Linked DNA regions of Homo sapiens: region 1 is linked to region 2. A link is an interaction called in ENCODE POLR2A ChIA-PET data of the cell type or tissue named here. Cell type or tissue: PC-9. All regions are shown on one strand.

Region 1 (8,000 bases), 66 kb after region 2:
TAAAAGTACAACATATGAAAAGAAAATGTCATTGAATTGGCTTAATATTAGTGAATTTGAAAATATAGTAATTGAAATTATCTAAATTAAACACAGAATAAATCTGAAAAATATTACTATAAACTCCCATTCATCATTCAAGCCTCAGCTAACGCAGGGCCTCCTCCATGCAGCCTTCCCTGACTCCTCATGGGGATACAGATGGGAGTGGCTCCAATAACCACAGCTGGTGTGAGCCCAGAGCCAGACAGACCCGGGTTGGACTCCCACCTCTAGTATTGCTAAGAGTGAGACCTTGTGCAAATTATCTGCATGTTACTTCTCCAAGCCCCAAAACTGTCATCTGTTACTTGGAGATGGTCATCTACAAACCTCAAAATGATTTTGAAGGAACCAAGTGAAATAATGCCTGTCACATGGAAACCGATGATCGGAGTTAGCTAAATCACTTGTATTTTCCTTGGTTCCTATTTTGCCCTGTCCCTTCTTCCCATACAGTCCTGGAGTGCTCAGTGTTCATGCCCACCCCCAACCCCCCACAAACACACCTGATTCATATCTCTCTCCCTGGTTATTTGCACATGTCCTGGCACAGAGTTAGCACTTGAAATTGTGTGTTGGAAAATTTGGGTATTGGAAGGTATTGGAATGAATGCATGGATGGATGGATGGATGAGTGGGTGGGTGGATGGATGGATGGAGGGATGGATGGATGGATGAGTGGGTGGATGGATGGGTGGATGGATGGATGGATGGATGGATGGATGGATGGATGGATGAGTGGATGGATGGATGGATAGATGAGCAACTTCTTGAGGATAGAAGCTCCAGAGCCTATGCTTTTCTACTTTGCATCTCTGGTTCTATCCAGCCAGGTATGAGGCTGTGCACACAGACTGAGGAAACTCACTTGGTGACATAAAGACTGGGTGCCCTGTGTAAGCCACAGAGATGGGCACATTGAGTCCTGATGTTTAGAATTCAGAGATTGGTGTCTACCTTTTCTTCCTGTCTTTTTCCTGTGTTGGGGAGAAGGTCAGGGAGGAGGAGAGGGAATGGTGGGAACCACTGACATTCTGCCTTGATGATTCTTGAATTACTGCCTGCCAGGAAGGGGACCTGGCTGGGAACAGTGTAGGATGCCCTTCCCTGGTGGGGAAAGTCTTTCCTGGAGTGGAGGATTGGAGGGTGTTCAGGGAATGCCTGGGGCGCCCTGGGGACCCTGAGCTCTCTTTGGCACCCCTGCATGTGTGTGAAATCACGGTGCTGGCATGGAGAGGGTACTCAGGGGACATAAAGGGTCTGAGCTAATGTCCTGTCCCCAGCATTCTTTCTGTCTTGGATGGTCCCACTTGGCTTCCTTGAACCCCTTCACCACACTGGGAATGCAGAGAGGCACCAGACCCACGGCTGGCCAGGAGGAGCTCAGTCTGAGATGTGCACAGAGTGGAAGTAGGAGGATGCTTCTCAGAGGATTGCTGGTGCTGGACTCATCCTTCGTGCCCTCCTCCCACAGCCATGCCCTGAAACATTAGGACCTGGGAAAACTGACCCGGCACAGGGTCTGCGGGGGATTTCTGCTGCCTGGAGCTCAGGAAGCTGCATCTTATTGCCGCAAGGAAATGTCTACCCTCACCACCCACCAAGAGAGTGCAGAGAGACTCACACTGCTGGTCCCTTCCCTCGGTGAGGAAGATGCCTCTCAGCCTCCCAGCTCCCTGAGTGGCAAGAGCTCAGTACCCCCGGCCAGGCTGCAATGTGTGTGCAATGCAGAAATGTATGTGGTATGTGGAAAGTAGAACACAGGAAAATATCAAAGCCAAAGCTTCTTACAGACAGTGGTAACTGCAAATTCTAAAGTATCTTTTTATAAAAACATTAAACAATAAAATACTTTAAAACTAAACAATGATCAATGAGCCTTGTGGAGGTCCTGGGTCCAGCTATGAAAATTGACCAGAAGGGTAAATTTCCTGTAACTCAGTTATGGAAGGTGGTGTCAGGATAAGCAATATCCTGTAATGATTGATTGTGTAGCTGGAACCACCCTGTCTGAGTTTAAATCTCAGCTCTGCCCCCTTGCAAGCTGTGTGGCCTTGGGCAAGTTACTTAACCTCTCTGACCCCCAGTTTTCTGATCTGTGCAACGGAGATTATAGTAGCCCCTCACTCTCAGGATTATTATATGGATTTTTAGTAGATATGTATGATGCACTTGGACAGATCACAGCATGTAAGTGTTCTGTCTACATGAGTTAGTTTATCATTGAAGGTGCTCGTGGGCATCCCAGGTGTTATTGGGGGCCCCATTTGTCAATCCCTGGACAGCAGTGTCCCTTTGGCCTGGGCCCCAGTCATGCATCCTCATTTCATTCGTGTGCCAAGGCTACCTGCTCCCAGAATTGTTCCAAGCCTGTCCTGAGAGGAGAGGCTTCCTGGACTGTATGTCCTTAAAAAACTCTATGGGGCAATGGAGTGGAATCTATTCTCTCTTTGGAAGGGGTGAATCTCTAACCCACCCTCATTCTCATTCCACTTGCCTTGCTGGTTTTCTAAGCTGATGCCAGTTTCTTTCTGATAAACTCCAAGTCCTGGTTTCCAGACAGATTCCTGGAGAACCTCCCAGAGGCTGAGATGGTGATAGAATAGAAAACCTCTTTTGTGGAATATGCAACATCAGGAAGGGAACTGAACATAAAGGGGAATTAAAGGAGTGTGTGCTTGAACATTTGGGCTTCAGATAGAGACACAGCCATTTTCTGTAGGAAAGTTACCTTGGAGATCTTCTCATACTTGGGCAGGCGCGTGTGGAGGGTGAGTTCAGGCTGAAAAATAGAATGATGAGATTTAGGTGGATTCACAGATAATGAGCTCACAATAGAAATGTTGAGCCCCAAAAAGGATGATTGGAAACAGGACCTTAGAAGCATCAGGAAGGACCTATGTTCTTCCCAAGAGAGATGAGCTCCAACCTCGACTTAGCCTCTGTGTAGCTGTGTAAACTTAGATGTACTCCCCCACTGTCTCTGAACCTGGCTCTGAGCTCTCGTCATCTGTAAAATTTGGGTCTTGGAAGGTATTTATCAGTCTATATTCTAGTCCCCAACCCCCATGTGCCTGGGGGAGCCCTTCAACCTCCATCCCTGGTCCTCCTGTGACCCAGCATCCCTCTGAGCCTGGGGGGTGCTCCAGCCCTCTCTGTTCTGCTGACATCTTCATAAGCAGAGCCTGGGACTCTTAAGAAGGTCTAAGCACCATTATCATCATAGAACACACTTGTGGGATACGAGAATAAACCTGAAATACCATCAGTCCAGAGACAGACACTTACTACAGTTTCATCATTACCAATGTTGGTATCCAAACTTTAAATGTTGACATTTTTCTGGGGAAGAATACCAATTTCTCAACACTGTTTGCTACACATGGCTCCTGGATTTCCTCTCCCACATTCCCGCCATGCTTAATAAACACTCCTGTTCAACAAGCCCATTGGATAATATCCCTAATCTTTCAGGGCTTAGTGGTACATTATTCAGATAGTTTCTGGTAATTTGCTCCTAGAAGGAACTCTGCACTTAGGATTAATGGTTCAAGAGGATTCCCAAAGCCTTCATCTTCGATTTCCAAAAATGCTTGGCCATCTATAGGAGTCATTTCTATAAACATTTTGTTTAAATTACCCTCCAGAGACTCAAAACTGTGAGGAAATGCCTTCCTAAAGCATTCTTGTAAAGTCTGTTGTTTTGCATTTGAATAATCAGAGTAAAACATGTGTGGAGTGCTTTGTTTATTTTTAGCAATGTCTTTCCTCATTCTCTCCATTGTCTTTATTATGTCTGACTCAAAGATGATTTATCTTGGATATGTACTGATTTTAGAGTTGTTTTATCTTTGGACATGACAAAGTCGACATTTTGCTTCTAATGTATTCCTCACAAGATGTAGAGAATTCTCAAATAGTGCTTTTGCTTCAAGGACCCCTGGCTTAAATGAAATTAAGCCACTAAAAAAATGAAAGAGTTTTAAAAGGGATTTTGTTTCTTGTGAGAACTGCTACTTCTCTAAAATTTCTACAAATATTACATTTATAATACAATTAAATCTCCATTGTTCTGCTTTTTATTGTTATTTAAACTTTATAAGCTCAAACAGTCTATAATATTCTTCCTAAAATGATCGAGCAAATGCACTCTCTTAATATTTGTATTAATAATCAATCTTTTTTCTACTCAGCTAAAGTTCTTAATTATTGTGTTTCTTCATAAAATTAATAGCTTTCATAATCATTACTTATTGCAGCATTTTACTCTTGAAATAATCAATATGCGTTTACAACTGACTACTTCAATTTCAGCACAAAAAGTATGTGGGAAAAATTGCATAAGCAAATACATTGTGAAGAAGAAAAAGAGAGAAGTGGAGGGGAAATTATAGATTAAAAACAGGGAACACCAAGCGACAGTGTTCAGAGATACACACAGGGTGATAAAATAACGTGAGAAAATAAGAGACCCTGACGTGGAAATTAGCACACTGGATTCCTGGGTTGGGGGACTGGGAGGTTTGTCTGGGAGCAGTGCAGGGCTCTGGATGGGTGGCAAGGTTCTGTCTCCCGTGCGGGGTGTAGGGCGGGGAGCCATCCAAGGATATTCACCTTACAATGATTTATTTTTAAATTTAATTTAAATACTTTCTTTTGGTAGAGACGGGGGGTCTCACTATGTTGCCCAGGCTGATCTCGAATTCCTGACCTCAAGCAATCCTCCCACCTCAGCCTTCCAAAGTGCTGGGATTATAGGCATGAACCACCTTGCCTGGCCTTACAATGATTTGTTAAGCTAACCATGATTCATGTGGCTTGGGGTATTTTTACTTAAAAATAAAACAAGTTTTTAGAAAGGAAAAAAATTTGAATATGGAAATTTTAAAAACAAAACCAAACCTGGGACATAATGTAGCATCAAAGACTCTTCTTTCATAAATTTCTTTTTCCATCTGCCTGTGTTCCTTCATGTTTTCCCTTTTTCCCTCTTGCCCTGGTGTATTGACCCTCTCCTTAGGTGCAGGCAAGAAACTTGCTCTCTCTCTCCTCTTGCCTCCTCGTCCCTCCCCTTCCTCTTCCCTCCCCTTCCTATTCCCTCCCCTTCCTCTTCCCTTTCCTCTCCTCTGGCATTCAGTGCACCCCTCTGCTGTAGCTCCCACCGCAATTAACTGAAATTCTCTTTTTGTGTGTCTGTCTCTCCTATTGTCCCATAAGCAGCTTGAGAGCAGAGGTGAGGTAGGTTTTGTGCAGTTTTGAATCCTCAAAGCTTACCATACTCCCAGACATATACTAGACATCCAGAAAATAAGGTTTAAACTCAACAACTTTTCCTTTTCCCATAACGTCTCAAGTTCCACTTAATGATTTTCAATGATTATTCAAAGAGGACTATATATCTTTTAAGAATTAATTTGTCAGAAAAGGGATTTCTGGCTGAAAGAATTACAGATTGAGTTTCTGTTTGTAAGTCCAAGAGCCTGCGGGGTTATATGCCTGCTGCGCATGTCATTTAGGGAGTGGAATTTCAATTGACTTCCGTTTTTCCTTTTTGTAAAACACTGTTTGTAATTTTACCACAAATGCACATTTATGTAATAAAAGCATAATTATAATGTTCATTTAAAATGATTTTTTCCATCTAATTCACATTCACTTAGCAGTTTAAAAAGCATAAGATATGTTTACTGCAAATTGCATCTGAAATGCTTCCCTATGTTTGAGAATGAAGTTTCAGCTAGAACAGTGACTCCTGAGATGTACTCTGCTCAGGTGTTTCCAAACTTGGTGACCACAGTCCCTCTCATCCTGCATGCTCCTCCACCTTCTGACTTTGCAGCTCCTCCTATAAGGATGTGGAATCTCTTTCCCCTCCCCTTGGGTCTGGGCCTCCTTGTGACTTCCTTTGGCCAGTAGAAGGCAGTGGGGGTGAAGCTATATGATTTCTGAGACTAGGCCTTAAGAGGCCTTGCAGCTTCTTTTGCTCTCTTAGAAGTCAGCCATGGTGTAAAGCAGTCCAGGCTCTCCTACTGTAGAGGCCATGTGGAGACAGAAACCCTGGAGGATGGGAAGCCATGTGGAGGGGAATAAGCCAGTGAAGCCCTCTCTCACTCCACCCTCGTCAAGCTCCCAGCTAAATGCAGCCACATGAATGACCTCACCTGCTTTGTGGAGCAGAAGAACCACCCAGGTGAGCCTAGCCAACCCACAGAATGGTGACAAATAATAAATGGTTGTTGTTTTCAGCCATTAAGCTTGGGAGGTGGTTTGTTAGGCAGCAGTCAATCATTTGTTCTTATGACAGACATTTGTTTGCTGGTTAGATTGGATGTAACCTGGGATCACATGATCACACATTCACAATGTCAGAAATGTCCCCAACAACAGACACTTGGCAATTTGGAATTAATAAACCCAGCTTCAGAGAATCCCTGTTTCCCAGTCACTGTTTCTCAACTTTCCTACACTGCCACCAAGTATGAGCCAGCGTCTATCCCTCTCACATTCCTCACCCCATTAATAGACTCCCTGTTTTTCTTGTATCTCGTTAATTTCTGGTATGTTTCCTAGGACCTGAAAACATAACCAACTGTCTTTCATCTTAAAAAAAAAAACTCCCCCTTCCCTCACCCCAATCAAGTATCCACCTTAGGCTTCCATACCATCTCTTTCTCCTCTTTCTAATCAAGCTTTTCCAAAAAGCTGTCTTCATATTCCCATTTCCTATTCACTCCTCTCTCTATTTATTATGACCTGGCTTTAGAATGGTCTTCCGCCAGCATCACAGAGGAGCTCCACATCACATAACCAGATGGATTCACCCCTGCCTTGACCTCTCAGACACAACACCAGCACCATGGCCACTCCTAGAGCCTTAAAAGTCTCTCCATTTTTATGCCTCCCACCACACTCTGCTTTCTCCTTCCCGCTCTGACTTTCCCTTCTCTGTTCCCCTCCTGGCCTCCCGAGCACCTCAGCCAGGCCCTTAGGCACCAGTGTCCTCAGGGGTCTCCAGGGCTCCTCTTCTCATCCCGGTCTACGTGCTCTGCTTTCAAGTTTGCAGGCTCTCTCAGGTTTTACCTAAAGGTTTTCCTAAGTAAGTGTTCTTCCCCCAAACCTAAGAGCTATGAATTCAATGACCTATAGAACCTCTTTCCTTGTATGTTCCAGAGACGAGATACCTCAAGCTCCACGTGCCAGAATGTGACTCTTTGGCCACCCCCCAGCCCCCTATCCCCTACTCCCAGTGACTTTGTCTCTTGTAAGAGGCCTTGCCCTAGGCCACTGGTTCTGCTAAGGCCAGAGAAATGCCCACACACATGGTTGCTTATGGGAAGGGGTCATCTGAGCCAAAAATGGGGAATAGAGGCAGCTGCATGCCTTGAGCCACACTTGCAGAATCTGCCTGTCCAGGCCTCTCTTGTTCTCAGTGGTGACCTGTCTGCCTCCTGTTCCTGGGTCTTCCTCTTTCTGTGACTGAGACACCCTCCCCCACTGCCCGGCTGGAGGCTCAGCTCCATCCTCAGCTCCAGGACCAGCCCTGACCCGGGGAAGGAGGGGTTCACAGGGTCACAGTTGTGCCTATACTTCCTTGAACCTCTGTCCTCATCCCTGGGCCCACCCTTGCTTCTGAGAGCTGGGCCACCCTGTGTGGCCTCTGACAACTGAGTTCCTGCCTTCTTCCCCATGCTGGAGTTTGTTCTACAAAGCTCAGATTGGAGACCTTGTTGTTCTTGATTACAACTTACTTCTCTGTTTCCCTACCTCTACAGATGTGGTTTCTAGACAGTTTTCAATTATATTGATGAGTAAAAAATTTTTAAAAACAGAAAGAAAAATACAACTTTATTTTTAAATAAAAAAGAAAATATCATTTACTATCAACATCATTTTCTACTTTAAAAAAAAGACATTTTATTTTATTTTATTTTATTTTATTTTACTTTATTTTATTTTTT
Region 2 (8,000 bases):
AGGAGTGGGGTTTTCCTGAAAGACAGGGTGGGATGAGGCTGTGGTGAGCCTCCCCTTGGAGAGGAAATGGTGAGGCAGGAGTCCAAGCCTAGCATTGCTGGCTGGAGGGACCTGGAGCTCTCTTCCCAGGCTGAAAACTTTGGGACTTTCCACCTTTGAAGTTCTGGTTAATATTCTGTTTCCCTGCAAACAAGTGCAGGGAATAACCTTACAATAACCATGGGCTGGAGGTTTGTCCTTAGGGGGAAAGAGGAATGGGACAAAGGACAGGGAGGACAGGTTCAGCTGAGCATGGGAGTGGGGGTGGAGAGCAGGGAGTTCATGCTGAAAAAGAAAGGCAGACAACCACTCACTTAGAGGCTGTTAGGAAGATGCTGAAAGAAAGCAGGGGAGGCCATGAGGCCCTGGAGGTAAAAACATGGTTTCTGGCTCTGCTACCTCCTTGCTGGATAACTTGGGTAAGAGACTGTCTTCCCATCTGTAAAATGGTCTAATAATAATGGCAGCACTCCTCGTAATAGCTCTCAACAAATGTAAACAACCCAAACACCTGTCCAGAGAACAGTAGGTTTATACAGTGATTATAGCACAATGATGACACGGATGATTCTTAGAAACATGATTGAATGAAAAAGTCAAGTATCAGGAGATAAGATTCCTTATCTTCATACCTCCCTTCGTTGCATGGTTTTTGCGACAATAGGAAATATATTTTGTACATTGCCTGCCACACAGCACCCATCAATAACACAGACTTAAAAAAATAAGACCACCTAAAAAGAAGCTTTACCAAGAAACTAAGCAATTTGAAATGGCGACTATGGCATAGTAAAGGCCAGCTGGAATCTGGAGGAAACATGGAGACCTCCAGCATACTCTCCTGTTCCCGCCATGCCACTATAACAATTTCTTCAAGGAATAAAACTGTCCCTAGAAACAGTAAACCATCCAGCAACTGTGTATGAGACATGCTTATGGCTGTTAAATAGACTTTCACAAGCTGCATTCTCTTCCTGCAGTGCTATGAGAAGTCATCATCAAGTTTCCTGCAGAGCAGGATGGACTTGTTCACACATTTGACATTTCAATAATGTACACTTCGGCCCAAATAACTCAAGTTGGGATGGTTGGTGATTTGGGCCTAGGGATTGTGCCCCTCCTGCTTGAAAAGCGGAACCCTTGAGCAGCAACATTAACTCTTGCTGATTCTAACATTTTACAACTTTCAAAACTGGGTAATTAGAATCTTAGAGTGCCCATGACTGAATCATAGAACCTCTAAAGATCAGTGTGTGTGTGTGTGTGTGTGTGTGTTGTGTGTGTGTGTGTGTCTGTGTGTTGGAAGAAGGGGTTGGGTCAAAGAATACCAAAGCAACAAAAGTACTATGGGATGAATGAGTTCAAAGTCTTGCAAAAGGGACAAGATGTTTCTGAAGCCTGAAGTACAGAGACCCAGAGATGGCTCACCAGTGATGCTACATGCCTGTTTGATTAAACTTTTTTTTACATGTATTGGCCCTTTGCATTTCTTCCTTTATGAACTATTGTTAATTAGTATGTTCATATTTTTCTTACTTAGTTATAATATCTCTTGCTATTCAGGATACCAACTCTGTATTTTGCATACGTTTTTGCAAACTTTTGCCCTCAGATTGTCATTTTTTGTCTGTTTTATGAGGTGGTTGGCCTATCTTTGCATTGCATGACTATACAGTTTAGCTCTTGGAGTGAGGGCCTGTCTTCTAAATTCTGGGAGGATGTCACTCAATGGCTGTCAAAGTGCTCATAAACAGAGAAAACTAGGGAATTCCCTGATAAATGTGGCCACAAGAATTCATCTTTTTATTAGATAACCCAGTCCCTTCCCAACTCACTCTCAGCCCATTTCCTTATTTTACGCCCATATAAAAAAAACCTGCCAATGCCAGTTATTAAGCTATTATCTCTCAGCTCCAAACTCATCCCTCTGTACTTTGTTGTGATACTGGATTTGGGACTTCCCAACCACAGTGATGTCAGCTGGTTCCTGGTACCCTCTGCCAACTTGGGTGCTAGAGGGAAGCTGTGAGCTGTGAGGTTGGAGGAAGAGAGGACTTGCACCTTCCTGCCTACTTGCTGCTCCAGTGAGCCTCACTGTAGGAATACTTCTTCACCCTTCACCCTAGCAGCAGCAATTATTTCCTGTGGCAGCATTTAAATCCATTTTGCAGCTTCTCCAGCCCTGGCAGAACCAGTTTTGATGAGAAACTCCCCTTTTCCCCTGGCCCCCACACAAGACACCAGCACCAGCTGATACTGTGTGGGTGTTTGTCCCCTCCAAATCTCATGTGGAAATGTGATTCCCAGTGTTGGAGGTGGGGCCTGGTGGGAAGTGAGTGGATCGTGGGGCCAGATCCCTCATGAGTGGCCTAGCACCAACTCCTTGGTGATAAGTGAGTTCTTATTCAGTTCACACGAGAGCAGGTTGTTTAAGAGTCTGGGACCTCTCCCTTCTCTCTCTTTCTCTCACTCCTTCTCTCCCCATGTAATGGGTCTGCTTCTACTTTGCCTTCTGCCATGAGCAAAAGCTCCCTGAGGCCTTCCCAGAAGCTGAGCAGATTCTGGCACTACATTTCCTGTGCAGCCTGCAGAACCATGAGCCAATTAAACCTCTTTTCTTCATAAATTACCCAGTTTAAGGTATTTCTTTATAGAAACACAAGAATGGACTAACACAAAAAATTGGTACCAAAGAGTAGGGCATTGCTATAAAGATATCTGAAGATGTGGAAGTGGTTTTAGAAATGGGTAACGGGCAGAGGGTGAAAGAATCTGGAGGGCTCAGAGGAAGACAGGAATATGAGGGAAAGTTTGGAATTTCTTAGAGACTGGTTAAATGTTTGTGACCAAAATGCTGATAGAGATATGAATAGTGAAGTCCATGCTGACAGAATTTTCAGACGAAAATGAGGACGTTCTTGAGAACTGGAGTAAAGATCACCCCTGTTTATCCCTAGCACAAAACTGAACTGCATTGATGCATGACCTAGGGATCTGCGGAAGTTTGAATTTAAGAGTGATGACCCAGGGTATCTAGCAGAAGAAATTTCTAAGTGGCAAAGCATTCAAGACAGGACCTGGCTGCTTCTAATAGTCTATGCTCAGATACAGGAGCAAAGAAATGACCTAAAGTTGGAATTATATTTAAAAGGGAAGCAGAGTGTAAAAGTTTGAAAAGTTTGTAACCTGGCTATGTGACAGAGAAAGAAATAGCATTTTCAGGAGAGTAATATGTTTAAAAGAGTCTTGTGGAGTAACCACTTGCTAAAGAGATTAGCGTGACTAAAAGGGAATCAGTGCTACTATCCAAGACAATGAGGAAAAGGTCTTGAAGGCACTGAAGGCCTTGAAGTCGTTTTCAAGATTTTCTTTGAAGGCAAATCTTCACAGCTGCTCCCATCACAGGCCCAAAGGCCTAGGAAGAACCAATGCTTTCAGGGGCCAGGCTGGGGTACCACTGCCTTGTGTAGTCTCAGGATGCTGTTCCCTGCATCCCTGCTGCTCTGGTTCCAGTCTCAGGTTAAAGAGCTCCAGATACAGTCAGGCTGCCACTCCAGTGGGTGTAAGCAGTGAGCCTCGGCAGTTTTCATGTGGTATTAAGCCTGCAGGTGCACAGAATGCAAGAATGAAGGAGGCTTGTCATCTCCCACCTAGTTTCCAGAGGATATATGGGAAAGCCTAGGTGTTCAGGCAGAAGCCTGCTGCAGGAGGGGAGCCCTCACAGGGAAACTCTACTAGGACAGTGCCAAGGGGAAATGTGGGGTTGGAACCCCCACACAGAGTCCCCACCAGGGCACTGCCTAGTGGAGCTGTGGAAAGGGAGCCACTGCCCTCTAGAATCAAGAATGGTAGAGTCAGCCAGGCGCGGTGGCTCACACCTGTAATCCCAGCACTTTGGGAGGCTGAGGCTGGCCAATCACGAGGTCAGGAGATGGAGACCATCCTAGCCAACATGGTGAAACCACATCTCTACTAAAAATACAAAAATTGGCTAGGTGTGGTGGCATGTGCCTGTAATCCCAGCCACTTGGGAGGCTGAGGAATGAGAATCGCTTGAACCCAGGAGGTGGAGGTTGCAGTGAGCCGAGATTGCACCACTGCACTCCAGCCTGGCAACAGAGTGAGACTCCATCTCAAAAAGAAAGAAAGAAGGAAAGAAAGAAAGAAGAAAGAAAGAAAGAGAGAGAGAGGAAGGAAGGAAGGAAGGAAGGAAGGAAGGAAGGAAGGAAGGAAGGAAGGAAGGAAGGAAGGAAGAAAGAGAGAAAGAAAGAAAGAAAGAGAAAGAAAGAAAGAAGGAAAGAAAGAAAGAAAGAAGGAAAGAGAAAGAAAGAAAGAAAAAGAAAGAAAGGAAGGAAGGGAAAGAATGGTAGAATCACTGGCAGCTTGCAACCTCAATGTAGAATAGCTGCAGGAACTCAACTCCAACCCATGAGAGCAGTCACAAGGCTGTACCCTTCAAAGCCACAGGAGTGGAGATGCCCAAGGCCTTGGGATGCAGGATATGCATCCCCTCACACCAGGATGCAGGGCATGGAGTCAAAGAGATTGTTTTGGACCTTTAAGATTTAGTGACTGCCCTGCCAGATTTCAAACTTGTTTGGGGCTGATTGCTCCTTTCTTTTGGCTGATTTCTCTTTTTTGGAATGGGAATATTTACCCAATGGCTGTACCACCATTGTATCTTAGGAGTAAATAACTTGTTTTTAATCTCACAGGCTTATAGGCAGAAGGACCTCATCTCCAGATGAGACTTTGGACTTGGGATTTGGAGCTTGGGACTTTTGAGTTAAGGATGGAATGAGTTAAGACTTTGGGGGACTATTGCAAAAGTATGATTGTATTTTAAAATGCAAGACGGACACGAGAATTGGGGTGCCAGGAGAGGAATGATAGAGCTTGAATGTTTATCTCCTTCAACTCTCATGTTGAAATGTGATTCCCAGTGTTGAAGGTGGGGCCTAATGGAAAGCATTTGATCACGGGGGGGTGGGGGAACCCTCATGGTTTAGCACCATCCCCATGGTGATGAGTGAGTTCTCACTCAGTTAGTTCAACAACCACATGAGATCTGGTTGTTTAAAAGAGTCTAGGACCTCGTGTAGAAAAGCTGCAGGAACTCAACTCCAACCCAAGAGAGCAGCCACAGGGCTGCACCCTTCAAACCTACAAGAGTGGAGCTGCCCAAGGCCTTGGGATGCAGGGCATGCATCCCCTAACACCAGGATGCAGGGCAAGGAGTCAAAGAGATTGTTTTGGAGCTTTAAGATTTAGTGACTGCCCTATCGGGTTTCAAACTTGTTTGGGGCTGATTGCTCCCTCTCTTGCCATGTGACATGCCTGCTCCCGCTTTGCCTTCCTCCATGAGTAAAAGCTCCCTGAGGCTCCTCAGAAGCTAAGTGGACGTGGCACCATGCCTCCTATGCAGCCTGCAGAACCATGAGCAAATTAAACCTCTTTTCTTTATAAATTACCTAGTTTCAGGTATTTCTTTATAGCAGCACAAGAACAGACTGACACACACACCAGTAGAACAGTGACCCCTTCTCAGAGATCGCAGGTTCATCTTCCTCCTCTTGGTTTCTCAGTTTTTATAATTTTAACCTCTTCCCTTTTGCAAGGGGTGAAAGCTGCTTCCTGCAGTTGTTACCACCATGATACCTTACAGTTCTCTCTTTCTTTCTGGCTCACTCTCTTAATCTTTTAGTTACCTAGTTAACAACTCTATACTTAATTAACAAATCATGTTAAGTTCTCTCTGGTCAGATAATTGGTGTGATTTCTGTCTATGGACTGGACCCTGACTGATACAATAAATATAAATTGATCATATTTATTACAGTCATTTTCTGGGACTTAGAAGTTCTGTATTTCAGACCTCGTTTTACCACTATTATATAAAGTAATCAAGGAAACAGTCCCCTGGACTGCCCTCTCTCTAACTCTATTCCCATCCTCTTGGGTTACAAAGTTCTACCTGCTAGAATGCTCTTATTTCCAGGAAATAATAACAGCATTTTTTTCATTTATATATGCTATTTATAATAGCATTTTCAGAGTTTATGTGTCACATAGATCCTTATTTGGATTTTCTTATTTAATCCTCATAACAATACCATGAAGTAAATACTATTGTTAGTATTATCCCCATTTCATGGCCAAAGACATTAATACCCAAAGAGATGAAAAGACTTGCCCAGGAACACACAGCCATAGGTGGCAGGGCCAGAAATCAGCTCCAAGTAGGCTAACCCCAGGGCCGGTGTTCTTCACCTATTGGTTGCTGCTGGTGTGGAAAGAAACTAGCTCTGAATTCCAGCTCTGCCACTAATGAGGTGAATGACCAAGAGGTCGAGGTATTGGCTGGATGGCTCTTGGGAGATGGCAACCTGAGGAAGTGGAGGGAGGGAGACCAAGAGCTGGGTGCTGACGTCATCAGGATAGGTGGGCGCTGACCAGATCATTGGTAGATGCCAGCAACACAGAATGAGCTGCAAATGAGCTGGGGTTTCTAGAAGGCAGGAATGAAGGAGAAAATCAGCCTCCAATGGAGAGAACTGCAAGGAAGCAGTGTGCTCAGGGAGGACAGGTTTGAGTTGGCACAAGAGGGTGGCATGAGTGTCCTAGGGCTGCCAGAACAAAGTACCACATGGATGGCTTCGTCCTGGAGGCTGGAAGTCTGAGACCAAGGTGGCTCCAGAATGGTTCCTTCCAAGGGCTATGAGGGAAGGACCTGTTCCAGGTCCCTCTTCTTGCTTGCACAAAGCGTGTTCATGTTGACATGGTGCTCTCTCTGAATGTGCGTCTGTCTCAAAATTTCTCCTTTCTACAAGGACACCAGCCATATTGGATTTGGGATCATTCTAATGACCCCATTTCAGTTTGATTATCTCTGTAAAGACCCTGTCTTCAAATCAGGTCATATTCTGAGGTATTGGGGTTAGGACTTCAACATATGGATTTTTAGGTAACACAATTCAACCCCTAACAGGAATGAAGAGAACAGTCAGAGAAAAAGAGCAGGGGATTTTGCTAGACCATGAGTTCCCACAGGTACAGGGAAGAGCTTGGAAAGGCTGAGAGATCAGACAGTAGATGCTATTAAGAGGACTTACATATGGAGGACTTGGGGATGAAGTTGGGTCTTAAGGGATGTCCTGGGAGCCTGGGTTTCTGGCAGTGACTAGGGAGAGCTAGAAAGTTGATGTGCTGTGCCTGACCACGATGGTCACCTTGGGGAAGGTGGTGACCAGTTCCAGCTGGCCTGGGGCCACCAGACAGCTGGCCTTTCTTCCACTCTTGGTAATTTGGTGCCAAGTGGGCAGTAAAGGCCTCCTCAGGGCCCACTCCCTTAGGCAGCATTGAGAGTGGGGGTTCATCCTCATGGAAATAAAGGGACAGGAGCTCTCCTCCAGGGCCATGAAAGCACAGTTCTGCACACAGTAAGGGCATGGGACACAGTTCTGGAACCTTTCTGACTCCCCTCAATCAATCAGATTTTCTACCTCTGTCAAGTTTCCTCTTGTAGTTAGCAAGAAAACAAAGATCCTAAGAACGTGGAAGGCCCTCCTGGCTGGTGTGAGGCGCCCTGATGCAGGGGAGCAGGAACCCTTGAGGCTGCAGGGGCAGGGCCCTTGAGAAGAGGCAGGCAATGTGGGGAATTTTTGGCACCCATAGGAGGGCCAGCTGCACTGTAGGCTGCCCCATGGGCTGGGCTGGATGGAAGGAGCGGTTGAGGGTCAAGTCCCTGGGGCAGCTCCCAGATGAGAGGGACCTTGATGGCCCTGGATCCAGGGTTGACAATCCCACACCGTCTGAATCCAGTCAGCTCTCCTCATCTGCCACCCCACCAAACCTCAACTCCTCCCTGCCCTGCCAAATAAGTCTATCTGGTGTGAGTGGCCCTATGTGTCCAGTTAGCTCCCCACCCCCATGCCAGTCACCCCGGGACACATACTTACCAC

What was found. ChIA-PET counts read pairs that join two places held together with the same protein. Peaks named below come from ENCODE experiments on the same cell type or tissue, not always from the same donor. Only the 100,000 strongest peaks of a DNase experiment are listed, where the experiment ranks them.
Region 1: POLR2A ChIA-PET joins it to region 2 with 21 read pairs; 6 of 35 experiments call an interaction of 5 or more read pairs at or near these places.

The regions. Positions count from the first base shown.
Region 1 is chr22:36,958,376-36,966,375 of GRCh38, forward strand. It overlaps LL22NC01-81G9.3 (a long non-coding RNA gene), which reads left to right and starts at 6,873. Exons shown (of 4, transcript NR_038954.1): 1 at 6,873-7,138. In PC-9, no CTCF peak of the experiment used is centred here; no DNase peak of the experiment used is centred here; H3K27me3 peaks cover 2,089 bases.
Region 2 is chr22:36,892,424-36,900,423 of GRCh38, forward strand. No RefSeq gene overlaps it. Among named protein-coding and RNA genes, the nearest start is that of CSF2RB, 17 kb to the right of the region's middle. RefSeq lists an enhancer at 3,099-3,652. In PC-9, no CTCF peak of the experiment used is centred here; a DNase peak (open chromatin) is centred at 1,028.